2 separate regions of the Homo sapiens genome follow, and region 1 is linked to region 2. Evidence: chromatin contacts called from ENCODE Hi-C or POLR2A ChIA-PET data. All regions are on one chromosome and are shown on one strand. Each heading gives the region's core, a stretch centred on a gene start or an enhancer-like site at or near the end of the contact. The rest is flanking DNA. Distances are from core to core; before and after follow the strand shown.

The links. Hi-C counts contacts between places; a loop is a spot of excess contacts on that map. ChIA-PET counts read pairs that join two places held with the same protein, here RNA polymerase II (POLR2A). Pooled maps may share reads with other maps.
Region 1: a loop to region 2 is called in a pooled map, with 2.3 times the contacts of the local background. The contact joins two enhancer-like sites. A Hi-C loop is called at or near these places in 8 of 168 maps with a recorded cell type or tissue (K562, PC-3, PC-9 and 4 more) and 18 of 50 pooled maps. POLR2A ChIA-PET finds 5 or more read pairs at or near these places in 2 of 52 experiments (MCF 10A and PC-9).

What each region holds. Positions count from the first base shown.
Region 1 is chr5:148,982,894-148,988,103 of GRCh38, reverse strand. SH3TC2 (SH3 domain and tetratricopeptide repeats 2) reads left to right here. Exons shown (of 17, transcript NM_024577.4): 17 at 1-5,210. Among named protein-coding and RNA genes, the nearest start is that of MIR584, 77 kb to the left of the region's middle. RefSeq lists an enhancer at 2,928-4,127. Within about 2 kb of position 3,588, at least 4 of the 41 ENCODE cell types and tissues checked have a DNase peak (open chromatin) inside an H3K27ac peak, as active enhancers do; they include PC-3 and PC-9, where a contact is called at or near this core.
Region 2 is chr5:149,111,689-149,116,413 of GRCh38, reverse strand. It overlaps the pseudogene RN7SKP145. Among named protein-coding and RNA genes, the nearest start is that of ABLIM3, 27 kb to the left of the region's middle. Within about 2 kb of position 1,598, at least 4 of the 41 ENCODE cell types and tissues checked have a DNase peak (open chromatin) inside an H3K27ac peak, as active enhancers do; they include PC-3 and PC-9, where a contact is called at or near this core.

The sequences.
Region 1 (5,210 bases), core at 2,339-4,838, 130 kb after region 2:
CAGCCTTGTCCTTAAGACATGCAGGAAAAATATTAGGTAAGTCACCTTCTCTGTCTCCAAGTGGGCAGATGATATGACTCTCTGTCCTTGGCCAGAGGAGGTGCAACAGCATTCTCGGCACTTCCTTGTGGGTATCTGGAGAAGTGGCCAAAGTGGAGATGGCTCACCTTTAGGTGCACTCACTATGTAAGCTTACTCTGGGCCACAGAGTGGAGATTTTCAGATGAGAAGTTTCATGATCTAAAGAACACACACACACACACACACACACACACACACACACACACACACACAGATTTTGAATGAGGCCTCGAGTGAGGACATGACTTGGTGAGCTTCCCATGCTTGTTAAGTGGTGGGAGAGTGACCACAGCTTTGTTCTTCTCAGTCTTAATCTGATGATCTTCACTGAATCACTCCACCACACTCGTTATAAGGTTTCCCTTTGTTTCTGTAGTCATTCCTGGCACTTAGTTATTTCAGTGTTTATATATAGTGAGACTCTTTGAAAATGCTATAGGTGAGAAACCCAGCCAAATATGTGGAAGTCTTATGGAATATGCCCAAGACTATAGATGTAAAGACCATGCAGGTCTGCTGTGGGATAGAAATGTTAGCTGGAAGCTCAGCCTGATCTCTCATGAATAAGGCCTGGGAGAGTTTCAACACCTTATCTCCTCAAGTTTACTTACATACTCAATAAATAGTTGTTAGATTCCTTCTATGTGCCTGGCACTGCCCCAGGCTGTAGCAATAGATCAATGAAAAAAACTTATAAAGTTCTTGTCCTCTTGGCACTTGCAATCCAATGAGAATATTCCTGAACATTCCCAATGGTGACAGATAGAACCAATCTTTGTTCAGAACAAAGACCATTGGCAAAAATGTGCTTTTTCTCCTCTCCCCACAGAGGGGTTACAGTGGTTAAAATAATTTAAATCAAATTAAATTTAGAAGCATTTGATTTACACATTTCTTCTAAAGTGTGAGACTAATAAGATGATTTTGGAATGGATCTAAAATAAAGAATTTCAGATTAGAGAATTAAGCACAATGAACTACCATGAAATACATTAGCTGGGGAATTAATATTTCATTTTCCAAAAATCATTTTAGAAACAATAGCTCCCTGGCATTGAACTGGAGTCTTTGAAAACTCTGCCTCTCCTTGGAATTCTTGATATGACCTCATATTATTGCATTGTTAAATAATCTCAGCATTTTTTGGGTGTAACTGTTTTAACAAGTTAACACTTGATGCTGTTTATACAACGTGTCCCTTGGAGGAGCAAGACAGAACAGGACTGGGAGATTACAGCATGGGAATGGGATTTAGGCTCGTCACATTTGGTTGACTGAGCAATTCTTATGCTCTGATTTGGCTTATTATGATGCCTACAAGTCACCCTAACAAGTGGCTTAATAATTTGTCAAAAAAGGTATCTGTCATGTACTCAAACCTGTTGTGTATGAATAATCTAATTGAAGTTCACTTTTAAAATGATAATTCAACAAGCATTTATTAAGAACTTACTGCATTCTAAGCAATGTAGTTGATGGAGGTTGCTACCCTGGCAGATCTTAACTCACAAAGGGTCAGAGAAACAGCAGAAAAATGAGTGCTATGATAAAAGTAAGACAAGGAGATGTAATAGGGAGTGAGTGGGGTTACCTTGGCTTTCCAGGGCTTCCGTTTTCTCACTAAGTCTATCATTTAGAGCTGGGACCTAATGGAAGATCTCTAAGGTTCTTTTAGTTCTAACATTTAGTAATCACATGATTTGTGCTATTAGGTTTTTAGAACAGTCACTAGCAATGTCTGTTTTTTAATTAGCACAATATTTAATTGCTTTCTGATTTCAGATACATTTTTTTTCTCTTGTTCTTACAAAAACCCTGCAGAGATGAAGAAGCTGTGGTTTAAGGCAGTTATGTAACATACCCAAGTTCACACGGGCAGTAAAATAGGCTATTAAGCAGGGCCTTAGTGAGTGAAAATTGATTATAATTGGATCAAAACAGCCTTACTTAAAGAAGTTGAACTAATGAGTTCTAATTTCCTTTTAAACACCAAGATTCTGCATTTATGTGTTTTTCAAAAATCACCCTAGAGATGATACTCTGTAAGTCTCATGTCAGAAAAATGATCGAGTGGTATCTATAGGTTACTTTGCTCCCAGCACAGACATGAAGTCTTTTGAGCCCTAATGGAGATATGATAGTGGGCCAAATCTATATAAAAATGACATTCCACACATTGAAAAATAAAAGTGGCTATTGCTGCTGGGAATGCAAAATGAAACAGCTGTTTTGGAAAATGCTTTGATAGTTTCTTATAAATTAAACATACACTTACAAAGTGATCCAGAATTGCTACTCCTAGGTATTTATATCAAAGAAATGAAAACTTATGTATACAAAAGCCTATACACAAATGTTTAGAGTGGATTTATTCATAGTTGCCAGAAATTGGAACAACCCAATGTCTTCAAACTGGGAAATGGATAAACAAACTATGGTGTATTCATACAGTGGAATACTACTCAGTAATAAAAAGAAATGAGCACCCAATACATGCAACAACTTGGAGTTACATCAAATGCATTATGCTAATTAGAGGAAGTCAGACTTAAAATGCTACATACTGTATATAATCCATATGGCATTTTAAAAACTACAGGATCAGCAAACAGATCTGTGCTGTGAGTTGGAGGAAGAATTGATGAAAAAAGACACAAGAAAATTGTTTGAAGTGATGGAGCTGTTCTATATCTTGATTGTAGTAGTGATGGCATTGAATGCATTTGCCAAAACTCATAGAACTCTGTAACTAAAAAATAATGAATTTTATTATATATAAATTATACCTTCATAACAGGGTACCCTCAAATGAGTAGTAATATATTTTTGCGTGTGTTTTGATTTTAAGTGCTTTGAGTGAATAGTTTTTTTTTTTTCCAGAAAAGTAGCTCATTCTTATTCAGTGTTTGTTTTCTGAGGATGTCAAGTGGAGTCAGAACCAATAAAAGTTCTATCAAGAAGAGTCTCAGTTAACCAGATTAGCTTGCCCAGGTTGGTGGAACCATGAAAACCAGATTAAAAATAATGGGAGTAATCTTCCATTGCTTCCATCCCTAGGATTCACTTCCTGTCCTGTTTTATACACTTTGTAAATGGTACCTCTATAACCCATTATGCTTTTTGGCATCATTGCTCACTTTGACTATTTGCAGATTACAAATTATTTGAGGTCAAAGAAGTGAGTGGAGTACATAACCTTCAAGGTGAAGCAGGAAGCAGATGCCTCCTTCTGAGTATAAGTTCTCTTAGGTCAGATACTGGGAACAAATTTGTTTACAGCACCAAGCACAGCTCTTTGAGGGTTGGAATACCCACTAAACATCTAAGCAAATGTGGACATTTACCCTTCAGGGATACATGCTGACAAATTCCTTCCTATATGCCAACCTGAAAGACCAACCTTGGAGATATATGAAGCATTGCCTAGTCCAGAGTGAGGCAGAAGACTGAGTCAGGGGTTTCGACTTAGTCAAGGAATGCTCAATTTTCACCTTTTCCCTCTTCCTGCATACCTTCCTCATGAGTCATGAGCCCAGACAAGGCCCCAGGGTTTTTCCCAATATAGTTCTTCAGGAAGTCACTATAAGTCAAGTGGAGTTGGTATTTATATGGCATTTGTTCCTTTTAAAATGTATTTTTAATTGATAAATAATAATTGTATATATTTATAATGTATAATGAATAAACTGAAAAATTCAATAGAAAGCTTCAACAGTAGGTTCAATTAAGCAGAAGAAAGAATAAGTGAACTCAAAGACAGGACACTTGAAATTATCCAGTCGAAGGAACAAAAAGAAAAAAGAATAAAAGAAGTCTATGGGATCTATGGGAAACCATCAAGAGAACTAATATTTACATAATGCAATTTCAGAAAGAGAAGAGAGAGATAAAGGGACACAAAGCCTATCTAAAGAAATAATAGCTGAAAACGTCCCAAATCTGGGAAGTGATATCAATATTCATGTACAAGAAGTTGTATGCAGGTTCTTTTCACTTTGAGAAACAGAAGGTGAAACTCAAACTGGCTTAAGTAATTTTAAAAAAATGTATTGGTTCAAGTGACTTAAAAACCACACTGGTTCCAGGAGCAGGTTGATAGTACCTCAAAGATGTCACCATCTCTTGGATGTGCTTTCCCTGTTCATTCCTAAGCTTCATGCAGTTTCAGGGTGGTGACCAGAAGTTTACATCTTATCTTCCCTCTCCCCTGTGTTTGACTGGAACAGAAAAAAGAGTGTCTTATTCCCTAGCACTTTGGACAAAAGCTCTGGACATGATGGCCATTTGTGACAGGGAAGTAGAATACCATTATTTGACCAGTCTGGGACATCTGAATTCAGGGCTAGAGAACACAGACAGGGGCTAATGGGGTGCGGGGTAGGGGGAAGGAAACCCCAAAATAGGAAGCTAGATTGCTGTTACTGGAAGGGGAATGTGCACTTCAGCAAGATGAAATCAGTATGCAATTCAGCTCCCACATATGCAGAACTGTAAAAAAGGGAGCTGCATTTGGTTTCTTGGGACCTCCACCTGGATAAACTGAGTTCGGGGGTTCAGCATGCATCTAACAAGATGCTCCTATTCCCAGCAAATTTTTTCTTGGTGCTCCTTGCTATCTCCTTTTGAGCTATTTTCATCCACTCAGAACCTGGTCTGTTCCCTCCATTACCATATCTTAGGCCACAGGTGTATTCATGACACCCAGGTGCCCCTCTTCAGAGAGATGGAGAGAGTGGGAGCTTTTCAAAAGGAATTTGTACTAAAAATGGTAAGTGGCAATTTGAAAAACAAACAAACGAATGAAGCAAAGTAACAAAAAATACTGTACTCAAAATGCTTTTAACAGGACATGTTTTATACAGCATGTGCTTTAAGCCAAATTAAGTAAAGCCTAGCCACAGATTAGATCCCAGAAGGTGAGACTAGCAGGAGGTATTTAAAACACCTGCTAGTTCTCCCTCTTTATCCCATAGATGGGACACTGAGGCCCAGGAAAGGGAACACCTTGACATCAGCATCAATGTCAATGCCAATGTCAATGTCAGAGCTGGGCCTGAGACCAACATCTTCTACTTGCAGACATGATGCCTCTGCTGCGTCAGTCTCCTAAAGTTATCTTTCACAAGGTC
Region 2 (4,725 bases), core at 349-2,848:
TGGCTGGCTAGGTGGGTGTCCTCTTCCTCCCTCACCACTCCACATGCATCCCTCCCGGAGCTGTGTGCTTGGTAGTAGAGGATGACCATCCCCAATAGAGAAGGACCAGTCTTGGGTCAAGGGTATACCAGTAGCTGTGCTGATAGGACCTCCAAACAAGCTCTCAAAATATACAAAGAAGCAATTGAGAAAATTAAAGGAAGAAATAGAAATTCCACAATCAGAGGCTGTCATCTAAATGGCCTGTGAGGCCAGGACAGCAATAATGATAAAAGCTCCCGAGGTGGGGCTGGTGGGCAGCCAAGGTGAGAACATTGCTCTGAACCACCCCATCATGTTACCGCAGGGGGAAATGAGGACCCCAGGGGTGAAGAGGCTGAACCCAAGGCCTTCCCTCTGGAACCTCAGAATCCTGACATCAAATCCAGTGAGCTTTGGTTAAATGCCCTGGTGATTTTAAATCCTGACATTAAATCCGATGAGTTCTGGTGAGAGGTTCCAGTGCAAGAGAGAGAGAACAAAGATAATGGAAAACAGGAAGGAGGAAGAACCATGGAGGATGCCTCCATTTACAGAGTGAAGGAAGAGAGAATGCAGAGAGGAGACAGAGGAGCCACAGAGAGGAAGAAATAAGCCACGGGGGAGATGGGGGCTGACACTGCTGCTGTCCTCAGAGAGGCACAGCAGGGCCAACTGAGGAAAGACCTTCAGGGCCAGCCATTAGGAGGTCATCCAGAAGCACAGTAGCTAAATGGCTTACAGAGTTCTGGAGTAAGGCTGCCCAAAAAGCATTCGTGACCATGTGAGTGCAGCTGGTGCTTCCACTGGCTTACCAGCTCTGTGACTTTGGACACATACATTTATCTCTCCATGCCTCAGTTTTCTCATCTGTAAAATGCGTAGAATGTTAGCACTTGTCATGAGTTTAAATGAGTTAATAATACACACAAAGCCCTCAGAATGGTGCCTGGCACAGTGTGTGTGTGTATGATTCACAGGCACTTGTTCTTATTGTTGTTTGTGCCATTGCATTGTTGTGGGTGGTGATCTTGAGAGGCAGTTTTAACAGGATATTGGAGACAGCTGTCATTTTCATAACTTATATTTGGACTTCTGGACCTCACGCTAATTTACCTCAAATGACAGTAAGTCAGCACTACTGAATTAATTCATTCATCACATTTCACTTGCTTAGTTTTAAGGGGTCCTCTCACACTGAAGAACAGCGTCCTCTGTGCTGTGTGAGGTGGACTACAACATTCTCCTGTGCCTGGTCAGCTGTGGGACCCAATGCACCAGAGATTGCACAATTGGTACAGAAGGGGGAAATGAGCCAGAAAACAGGGACGGGTGGCACAAGGAGAAGAGGGGAACTGGCTCCTTGCATATCCCCCAAAGCACTATCCAGATATCGGAGCTCCTTGAATCACAGCAACCGAAGGCTGGATTTTGAGCTCAGAGGAATGACCCAGCTCCACACAAGCAAGCAGCCAAGGAGCTGAAGTCTCTGCACTCTGCCTTCTGTCTGGCCACTGGGTGTCACTCTTCATCTATGTTCCTTTGGTGTCAGGGTTCTGAGAAGAAATTCAGCCTTTGCTGTTCTCTCCCTGTGCTGATATTTACCCCTAGAAGCTTCTACTGGCCAGACAGGCAGTATATTGAGAGTGAAATCGCATCAGGAAGCTGACTTCTGATCCACACATGGGAAACCAGCCTGCTTGTCATGAAAGTAAGGAGATTCCAGCCTCAGTAACTAATTCTACAGCAATAGCAGTTGAAAACAAGTCTTAGAAGCATTGAGCAGACATTCTAATGAAGTAGATATGTTACTGAGCTTGGCCAAGGTGGCTATGGGAATCTTACATCTGTGAAGGTGACAGGACTTGCTTTTTCATATTGACATTTAAGAATATTTTGTATCCAAATGTGTTTGTGTGTCTCTGTGTATGTGCGTGTGAGTGTGTGTACTTATTTAAAGGAAATAGCAGGTTTCAGATACAGTTGAGGTCTCCTTTATAGCCCTCCTTAATCACATTCCCCTTCCTTCCACCCTAGAGGCATTCTCTCTTCTGATGTAAGTGGTCTTTCTCCTGTCCATATTCTGATGCTCTTATTAAATCTGTACATGTTCATAAATATTTAACAGTATGGCTTTGTACATTTAAAAGTTTATACAAATTGTTGCCCAATACCATTTACTTGTGCTGTCTGTATAATTCCATTTTCTTTTTGTTTCTAATTTTATTAGAATTTTGCTGTCAGTTTAATAGTCATTTCTTTGCAGTTTAGTCTGTGTTTTTTCTCCCTTTTTAAAAAAAGTTGTGATAAGAACACTTACTATGAAGTCTACCTTTTAACATGCTTATTCTATCTCTTTCATTCATAGTTTTTTAATTTCTCATTCTTGCAGTGCTGGTTCACTGATCAGTTGCATCTGTTGTTTTTTTTCTCTTGGTGTTCAATTTCCTTATTTGATTTGTATCTGTTTTAACTATGAACTACTTTGAACTATAGTCATGCATTGCTTAACTCTGGATTCATTCTTGAGAAACGAGTCATTAGATGATTTTCTTGTTGTGTGAACATCATAGAGTGTACTTTCGCAAACCTAGGTGGTATAGCCTACTGCATACCTAGAGTATAATATTGCCTAATGCTCCTAAGCTACAATCCTATACAACATGTTACTTTCCTGAATACTGTAGGCAATTGTAACACAATGGTATTTATTTGTCTAAACATAGAAAAGGTACAGCAAAAATACAGTATAAAAGATAAAAAATGGTACATTTGTATAGAGCATTTACCATGAATAGATATTGCAGGAATGGAAGTTGCTCTGGGTGAGTTAGTGAATATGAAGGCTTAGAACATTACTGTATACTACTGCAGAAAAAATTAGCCGGGCATGGTGGTGGACGCCTGCAATTTCAGCTACTCGGGAGGCTGAGGCAGGAGAATTGCTTGAACCCAGAAGGCGGAGGTTGCAGTGAGCTGAGATCAACACTGTACAGTTAGGCTACACTAAATTTATATAAAAAAAATTCTTCCTTCAATAATTAATTAACTTTAGCTTACTATAGCTTCTTAACTTTATAATCTTTAATTTTTTAAAACTTCTTGATTCTTTTGTAATAACACCTAGCTGAATGCACAAACACATTGTAAGCAGTACAAAACTTTTTTTTTATTTATATCCTTATGGATATGGTTTGGCTCCGTGTCCCCTCCCAAATCTTGTGTTCAATTGTAATCCTCAGTGTTGGGGGAGGCATCTGCTGGGAGGTGATTAGATCATGGGGGTGGATTTCCTCTTACTGTTCTCATGATAGTGAGTGAGTTCTCACAAGATCTGATGGTTTAAAAGTCTGTGGCACTTCTCCCTGTTGCTCTTTCTCTCTCCTGTCACCTTGTGAAGAAGGTGCTTTCTTACACTTTGCCTTCTGCCATGATTGTAAGTTTCCTGAGGACTCCCAGTCATGCTTCGTGTTAAGCGTGTGGAACTGTGAGTCAATTAAACTTCTTTTCTTCATAAATCATCCAGTCTCAGGTAGTTCTTTATAGCAGTGTGGAAATGGACTAATACACTTATTCTGTAAGACTTTTTTTCTATTTTTAAAATTATTTACTTTTTTTTAACTTTTGAAACTTTTTTGTTAAAAAATGAAGATACAAACACACACATTAGCCTAGGCCTACACAGGGTCAGGATCATCAAGATGTCACTAGGTGATAGGAATTTTTCAGCTCCATTTGTAATCTTATGGGATCACTGTCATATATGTGGCCTGTCATTGACCAAAATGTCATTATGCAGTGCATGACTGTATTCTTCAGCGTTTTAAGAAAATGGGCTTCATGTGAACCCCGCACTATGAAAATATCCTTAAGGAGTTGTTTTTGCCATTGTTTCTGTTGTATTCTTAGAGAATCAACATCCAGAAACCAGTTTTTGTCACTAACTCCTCTGAATGGGGTTCCTGCACAATGCATGGTACTTTCTCAAGGTGCAGGCCTGGGTGTTTGACTTTTCCTTGTAAGGCCTCTAACAGATGCAAAGCTTCTTCAGGGTCTTCTCCTGTCAAAGGAAGTTTTCCAATTCCTTTTTGATGGAACATCAACCCTTCCAGCCTGCAGGCTTTCTGTAGGGAGCAAATTTCCCACTCCCTGGCTTCACATGGGCTCAAGGTCATTGTTAACAGGTGGGGGCAACAGAAGGCTAGCCCCCAGCTCTGTGGACCAGTGTAGGCTGAGAAACTCCAGGATCTCCATGGCATCTATTTTCACCTCCTGATCGGGCTCTGATCACCGATTTCTGCTTTTGTTTCTGGCTCCCGGGTCTGTCTGTTCTGTTTCTTTCTTTCTTTCTTTCTTTCTTTCTTTCTTTCTTTCTTTCTTTCTTTCTTTCTTTCTTTCTTTCTTTCTTTCTTTCTTTCTTTCTCTTTCTTTCTCTTTCTCTCTCTCTCTTTTTCTCTTTCTTTCTGTCTCTCTCTCTTTCCTTCCTTCCTTTCTTTTTCTCTCTCTTTCTCTCTCTCTCTTTCTTTCTCTTTTCTCTCTCCTTTCTGTCTCTCCTTTCTTTCTCTCTTTTCTTTCTTTCTCTTTCTTCTGTCTTTCTCTCTCTCCTCTTCTCTCCTCTTCTCTTCTCTTCTCTTCTCTTCTCTTCTCTTCTCTTCTCTTCTCTTCTCTTCTCTTCCTCCTCCTCCTCCTCCTCTCTCTCTCTCTCTT